Linked DNA regions of Homo sapiens: region 1 is linked to region 2. Evidence: chromatin contacts called from ENCODE Hi-C data. All regions are on one chromosome and are shown on one strand. Each heading gives the region's core, a stretch centred on a gene start or an enhancer-like site at or near the end of the contact. The rest is flanking DNA. Distances are from core to core; before and after follow the strand shown.

What was found. Hi-C counts contacts between places; a loop is a spot of excess contacts on that map. Pooled maps may share reads with other maps.
Region 1: a loop to region 2 is called in a map of CD4-positive, alpha-beta T cell, with 12 times the contacts of the local background. The contact joins the promoter of USP47 here to the promoter of C11orf58 in region 2. A Hi-C loop is called at or near these places in 3 of 168 maps with a recorded cell type or tissue (CD4-positive, alpha-beta T cell, CD8-positive, alpha-beta T cell and naive thymus-derived CD4-positive, alpha-beta T cell) and 9 of 50 pooled maps.

What each region holds. Positions count from the first base shown.
Region 1 is chr11:11,839,946-11,843,548 of GRCh38, reverse strand. USP47 (ubiquitin specific peptidase 47) reads right to left here and starts at 1,577. Exons shown (of 28, transcript NM_001282659.2): 1 at 1,325-1,577. The coding sequence starts at 1,363. LOC107984311 (a long non-coding RNA gene) reads left to right here and starts at 1,708. Exons shown (of 4, transcript XR_001748134.3): 1 at 1,708-2,374. RefSeq lists enhancers at 1,334-1,473, 772-1,635, 1,684-1,853, 1,636-2,501.
Region 2 is chr11:16,736,317-16,740,102 of GRCh38, reverse strand. C11orf58 (chromosome 11 open reading frame 58) reads right to left here and starts at 1,456. Exons shown (of 5, transcript NM_014267.6): 1 at 1,262-1,456. The coding sequence starts at 1,324. It also overlaps a transcript of SOX6 not described here. RefSeq lists an enhancer at 953-1,582.

The DNA of each region.
Region 1 (3,603 bases), core at 328-2,827, 4.9 Mb after region 2:
GCATAAGAATTACTTACGTGGTAAAGTACCTAGTCCCTAATTGGAGTTCAACAAACACTAGTGTTCCCTTTCTTAGTAGCTCAGAAAGTTCCCAAGGCAAGAATTCTGATTAACTCATCTGTTTATCTGCTTTGCACAGAGTTGGTGACGCTTGATGAACAAATACTGACACATAACTCTCTGCCTTTTACAAAAATCGTCCTTGCAAAACAACTATCACTGCCCTTCTGACAAAGCTGGGAAAATACTTGTATCATACAGGTACATAACTCCAATAATATCACCCTTGCATACTGTCAGAGCTTGCTTAAGTAACAAAGAATTGCTACAAAACAAGTAAAACAGGCACAAAAAAATTTAAGAATCTGTAATGATCACTCATTAATTTCAAGATCGCACACAGTTAATTTCAATCCAACACTTGTCTCTATTTAAGGTATATGAGAAATAAAAATCCAAAGCATTAGCCTGATGATCAGCCAGTTAAAAATACACATTTGAATACGCCGAAGATATTTATAAAGCCAACAGAGATACTATTAATACGTTGAAATTCGCTGGCCAGTGCTGGATTCTACCCTAAATCTTCTACTACTATTCAAGAGAAGCCAAGTAGTCAAGGCTTCTCGTATCACTTGCTTTTAAGAATTTAAGAAGTCACTCAAATTGGCATACACAACCCAACCTCAAAAAAAAAAAAAAAAAAAAAGAGTTCAGCTCTCCATGTGGTAATGTTCTCCTATCTCCTTCCTTTACATTAATGTCCCATGTACTACTTTTCCACGATCTTCGGTAGGCCCCATTTAGGCAGGCCAATAGTACTACCAAGTAACAGGAGTTGAAAAAAGTCGTAACAGTTAAGTCTGCCCTCCCACAGATCTCACTTGGGTGTAGATTTCACAAGCGCTGAAAGCTATACGCTGCCACTGTCAAACCCAGAAGCAGCACCGTCACCCTGCCGTGCCCATAGGCAACTGTTCCAGAATGTTTTCTTTGAAATGATCTCTCCCGGCTCCACACGTTAAACAAGAACTTAAAAGGCCACCTTCTCCCCTAGAGCAGAACCTGATTCTTTCCCGTCCGCTCCTTTATTCGTCCAGCCCCATAAAACCCGAGGCGGGAGGTCCGCTCCCCGGCCCCTAGAGCCAGCGGGTCTCCCAACTGCTCGCCGCACCCACCGTCCACCCCCGACTGCCTCACGCCTCCTCATTCCCCCACAGCCGAGCCTGCACCCCGGCCGGGCCCGCAGCCGAACCCCGGCCCGGGCCTGTGTTGCCTCGAGCGGCCGCAGGCCTAAGGCCTAACCTCCTCTGGGGCCCCTCACCTCTTTCGGGACCAGTTGGTTCTCCTCGCCGGGCACCATCGCTGACTCCGGCCGCTCCTCTCCGCCCTGCCGGGGGAGGGTGGAGGGTGGCGGCGGCTCGCTAGCTCAAGAGAGAATGGCAGCGGCAGTCATCCTCTCCGCCGCCTGCGCTCCAGCAATAGCGGAGGCCTCAGCCTGGGCCTCAGACACCAGCGCGCAGACACCGACCCAGGGCTCCGCCGCCGCCGCCGCCGCTACCACAGCCGCCTTCGTCGTCGGCCCCTCCCCCAGCCCGCTGCAATCAATGGAAAAATGGCGGCGGCCGCTCTCGCGAGAATTCGGCCCGTCGGGCTCCAAGCCCGGCGCCTGGCGTCGGAGGTGGCCGGCACTTGTCGCTAGCTTCTAGTCACCTCGGCTCTTCCTCAGCCCCGGGAGGTACAGAATTGGCGAGACAGCCATGCAAACGCTTTTCGTTAGAGGAGAGCTGGACGTTCCATCTCGGGACTCCCTCTGCCGGCCGGGGAAGGACCAGGCCCACTGTCCTCCCTGCCTTCTCGGGCTCTTCGGACTCTCTGCCCTGCAGGGAAAGACTCGAGCCGAAAGCCCCATCTCTGACCCTAGCAACTCATACCCTTCTGGCTTCCCTTTAGCAAAGCGCCTGGACGTCATCCCCTCTTCAGATACCCCAGGCCTCGTCCTGGTAGAGACACCACCGCGGGCCACCTCCCGGCCCCCGCCCTTAGACACGGCTCTGGCCCTTCCAGTCAGAATGGACAGCGTTTTATTTGCTCCCGTTCACTCTCCTGACGTTCTTTTCCCCTCTCCCCACCCTCCCTCTCAAGGGCCCCCAGCTGGAGGGACCTCAGGGGCCACCCCCTGCTTGGGGAGGCAGCCACCCCTTCCCTTATGAAGCGGTGTCCTCACCGCCCGCCCCCCGCAACTACATTGGAGAGGCGCTCCCCTGCCCTCTTCCAGGGAACTTCCTTCTCCATCAGGGCCAAGTCTGAGACTGAGCTAGCCTTCCAAGAGTAGAGCTGCAGTATGCTTCAACCTGTGATCTCCGTTAACAAGGTTTTTAGAGAATTTTAATCTTCTCTAGTAGTAAGCATGGTGCTTTGTGTTATACTAAACAAAGTTTGCAGAAGTCATTTCTCCAAATCCTGCTTCCATTATGGAGACTCGGCGGGGCTCCTTCATGAAGACTTTTATGGATACAGTGATCTTACAGCATGCTGAGATAATATAATCTTGTCATGTTCCTAACACCCACAGCATTAACTGCCTGCACTTGTGTTCTCCAAACTTTTTTTTATTGTAATCCCGTTACCAAAAAAAAATCCATATACTTATATAAGTTTTATACGTGTCCTGCTGTGTGCAGAATTATAAAACATTTGTAAAATGTAAAAAGGCTAAGACAAAGATGACATAAACATTTAAAATAACTTAGTTATTTTCCATATTAATGGTATAAAAATCTTTGTTATTCTCACTAAAAATATTTAAGGAAATCAATATGATTGACTAGGTTTCGTTAGTTTTAAAAATCTTTAATACTTCGTGAAATAGTTATTAAAATATCTGATTGAACGTCAGGTTATTTTTGTACTTGGTTTTAATGGCTGTCATAAGCTGAAAAAAAGGTAACTCACAAAGATGTAGATCCTAAAGGAGGAAGTACATCTTTGGCCACTCTTCCTAATGCATGTTTAGAACGATTTAAAAAAAAAAACTGATATGAAAAAAGTTTCATTTTTATCCATTCCATCCAACAACCATGCAAAGGTTTTTATTGAAATTCAGCTAGTAGTGTTCCATCTTTCCTGATGTCAACCAGAAGATGTTGCATTTTTATATTTTTACAAATGGGTTCAAAGCTCTTTGGAATAAATTGCTTAGAAGATTTTTAAGAAGTTGAAAATTTCTATCTTCAAGTTTTAAGTATTCATGTATGAGTTTTGGGAGTTATAGATCTTGTCTTTAAGGTTTTGATATTTTGATTATCATGGATTGATTAAGATAAATTTTGACTTTTTAAAATATTGTATTAAGATTAGTTGTCTTGATTATTGAATTTTTGGCACCCCCCCCTTAAATTTTGTGCCCAAGGTGAACGGTTTTCACCTTGAAAACCATTTGCTTCACCATAGTCCCAGACTTGGGTGGCTCACATATATCATTTTTGCATCAAAATCACATGATGGAAATATTTCCAAACTTTTATTTTCAAAATGTCATCCCATGACTTAGTAAGGTGTCTTCTGTAGTGCTGGCCAGTGCTGTAGTGCTCACCCTAGAAG
Region 2 (3,786 bases), core at 207-2,706:
TTAACAAGATCTAAAATCCAGTAGCAGAAATAACAGAGAGCAAGAATAAACTTCTCTAGGTGCCCATTCATCCCCAAATCTTTACTGATTGCTAATCTTTCTGCAGAGCTGAAGTCGATTCCTTTAAAGATCCTTAATATTCCGGTCCTCGCCCCACCTCCCATCAGAGGGGTAGGTCTTAACATTATCTCATTTGCTACAAAGTAGTATTCAGTGGGCTTTTAAAATTTTATGAAGAGCGTTGAAATGCACTATCGAAAAATTTAAAGCTCTATGTATTCAGAAATTGACAGTACTTTAAACAAAACCGAAAAAAAACCTAGATATCCCTTCATCTTCCTTAAAGATGACCTCTCCGCGCTCTCTCCAACAATTTTCCCCATCAACGTTGCCAAGACACTTATCCATTGTATGAAGGACCTAGTTTTACGTTTACTGGTTACCTACCGTTTCCATGACACTGGGCTAGGAGCTAGGACAAATATACAAAAAGGCCTAAAATAAGCATCATATTTCTCTCCGAATTCCCAACACCCGGCAGTGCAGTAAATATTTAACGGGTTACTTTAAGGGATAAACCGTTTGCTATTAAAACCTATGAGGTGAGGGCTGAGGAAGGGAACGGCATTTGATGGGGAGACGAGGTAAGAAGAACGAGGTATTAATATCCGACATCAAAATGGGCTTCTAGGTCTCAACGTCTTAGACCTCACCACCAGAGCCAGTACCAAATTACACCCGTGGCACAATTTTCGGCTCAATACTGTTCTCGGTTTACCCTTACTAGTGCAGCTAAAGTTAACTCTCAACAGCACATTGTAAAAATCATCCAGGCAGGAAAAATCTGTACAAACGTGCACGAACATTTCGACATTGTCACGGGAACATTTAGAACCCAAAACAGGGAGAGTCTTGCCGTCTCTATACTGAGTACAAAGGCCCGAGAAAGCACTCTCATCGGCCCCCCAAAACGCACGTACGAAATCCCTTGACTAAGCTCTTTCACTCCTCGACCCTCTCAGAATTTCCTTCCTCAATCCCCCTTCCTACGCAGGTCTCCGGCTCTCAGCGTGTGGGCCTCTTCAAACCTTCTGACCCTCATAAAGATTAAGGGAGGCATTTCCCACTCATTCTTCTGGTTTCTTCCCTGGGCTCTCCCGCTGCAGGCCACCTCAGGCGCGTCCTCCTCCAACCACCCTTCCCGGCCTACTCCAGGCTTTAGTAGGCCTCAACCCTCAGCCACTCCGCCATTATTATTTACATCGTCGTCTGGGGAGGCTGAACGCTTCACCCCATGCGGGTGAGACTCTCTGGCAGCACTCATCCTTGCGGGGATCCCGACGAAAAATGCCGAACCCTCTCGCCGCTCTTCCCAGCCGCAAAACCAGCAGCTTACAATCCGCCAAGGGCCCAAGCAGCGCCACTACAGAACGCAGAGCCCCTCCGGGCCTTCTCTGCCACAGTCGTCACCGTTGCGGCCCCTCGCCGCCCCGGGGCACTTTGGGAGTTGTAGTTTTCTGATTCATTGCATACTGGCCCGAATAAAAAAGATGTGTCCGTGACTAAAACTACAATTCCCAGGAAGCCCCGAGGCTCAATTCGCGCTGTGTGGCGGGAGTGCCCTCAGAGGCCCCGCCTTCGGCTGGTGGAGGAAGCGTTCCCGCGGATGTGTATGGCGGTGAGCGTTGGCCGAGAGCTTTGTCGCCACAGGAGGAGGCTTAGAGGGGTTTTTGCCTTTCACCGTGCAACGCTGCCCTACTGGCAAATGTATCATCGTAGCTAGGCACCTATGTTTAAATGTAATGTTTGAGGCTGACTGAATCCTCACGAATACCCTCCACCCAGGACAAAAACCTTAACCAAAAATGGCTTCTACCATTTCCACCCTGGTGTTCTCTATTGCGCGCAGGGGATTTCTAGGTGGTCGGTGATGCTGCTTTCTAAATGTTTTCATGAATATTTCGCTGTTTTCCCATACAGAAATGAGTTCAGTATGTTGTTAAATGTTGGCTAATTGGCGGTTGTTGAAAACGGGGATTTAGCTGAGGGAAATCTGTTAAGTTTTCATATGGCTTTGTGTGAGGTGGGAGTGCTCCTCACTGACCTCGCTGTGGATGTCTGGGCACCGTTACAGTAGGGGCCTTCACCAAGCAAAGTCCATCCCTGCCACAAAAGCCTCTATTTTTTTTCTTTTTTAAAAAAAGTAATTATTGAGGTTAAATTCACATATAAAATTAACCATTTTTTAAAAAGTGTACAATCCACTGTCACTTAGTACATTCACAATCGTGTGCAGCTGTCACCTCTGATTCCAAGAAGTTTCACCACTCCAAAAGGAACCCCAATGCCCGTTAGCAATCCCTCCCCATTTCTCGCCCTCTCTCCAGATTCAAGTGATCACTCCTCTACTCAAAAAGCCCTGCATTTAAAGCTATTTATTGTTCAGATACTGAAGACTATCTCCTACTTTATTAAGGTGTCTGAATTTGTAACCAGGTCTGAACTTAACTTTCTGTCAGAATCCTTGTCCTTAATAATTCTGAAGCTTTCTCACCTTGAATACAAATGTGATTTTTTTTTTTTTTAAGCAAAAATTAGGCCTGGCGCCATGGCTCAGGCCTGTAATCCCCAGCATTTTGGGAGGCTGAGGCGGGTGGATCACGAGGTCAGGAGTTCGAGACCAGCCTGATCAACATGGTGAAACCACGTCTCTACTAAAAATACAAAAATTAGCCTGGCATGATGGCACATGCCTCTAATCCCAGCTACTCGGGAGGCTGAGGCAGGAGAATCGCTTGAACCCGGGAGGCGGAGGTTTCAGCGACCCAAGATGGCGCCACTGCACTCCAGCCTGGGTGACAGAACGAGACTCGGTCTCTAAATAAATAAATAAATAAATAATAAGTGGTATGGATAATACATATCTGCTGTTTCAGAACTGAGAGCAGTCTGTGAAACAATGCTTAGCTATTAGCTTTTGAACTCAGCAATTGCTCTAGTTTCACTGCCTGTGTACAAATATTACTTACCTAGATTTCAGATCCTCACTGAACTGTGACCAGTGGAAGGTAGTTTTTAAATTTATGCAGTCATAGATTCAAATTCTCCCTTATTTTGGAAGCAGAAAAATAGCATAATAGTAAGTACTATAATAGAAAAAGAGATGTCAGGGTTACATTTTATAAGTATAACCAAACAAAGAACATCTTAATGGTTCTGTGGTAAGAATAAATCATAAAGGAGGAGGAGAGTAAACCCAAGAGAAAAAAAAGAAACATTGTTTTAGGAAGTGGTTGATTGCTTTTTGCTAGAATTAAAATATTTTCACTACTACATAATTCTACTTAGGTTCTATTAGTTACAATGAAATTACATTTAAGTTACAGAGTTTTGCAGTTTCGACTACAGTTCACCTCTAATGGGTTTGACAAATGGTGATTTAGAACTATTAGCTATATTACCAAAACAAATAAGATGGCTGAATAGGTACTTTAGACTGCTAAAAGATTTCTGAAATAAGAAAGGATTGTCAATAAGAATAGTAGTTACTATATAATTTTAATTTTACTAGTTGGTGAAAGTCCAGAAAACTTTAATGAGCTAGCAACATGTCTTTTATTTCTTCACCAGAATTGTTGGCACCTGGATGGTAAATCTTCAAGTTACTGTGAAACAAGATCACAAACGAAAAAGTAACATAGGAAATACTAAAGACTGGGACATTTTATCAGATTTTACTCAGTTTCATATACAGAAGGCTATAGGTAAGGATGAAATTATACAGTG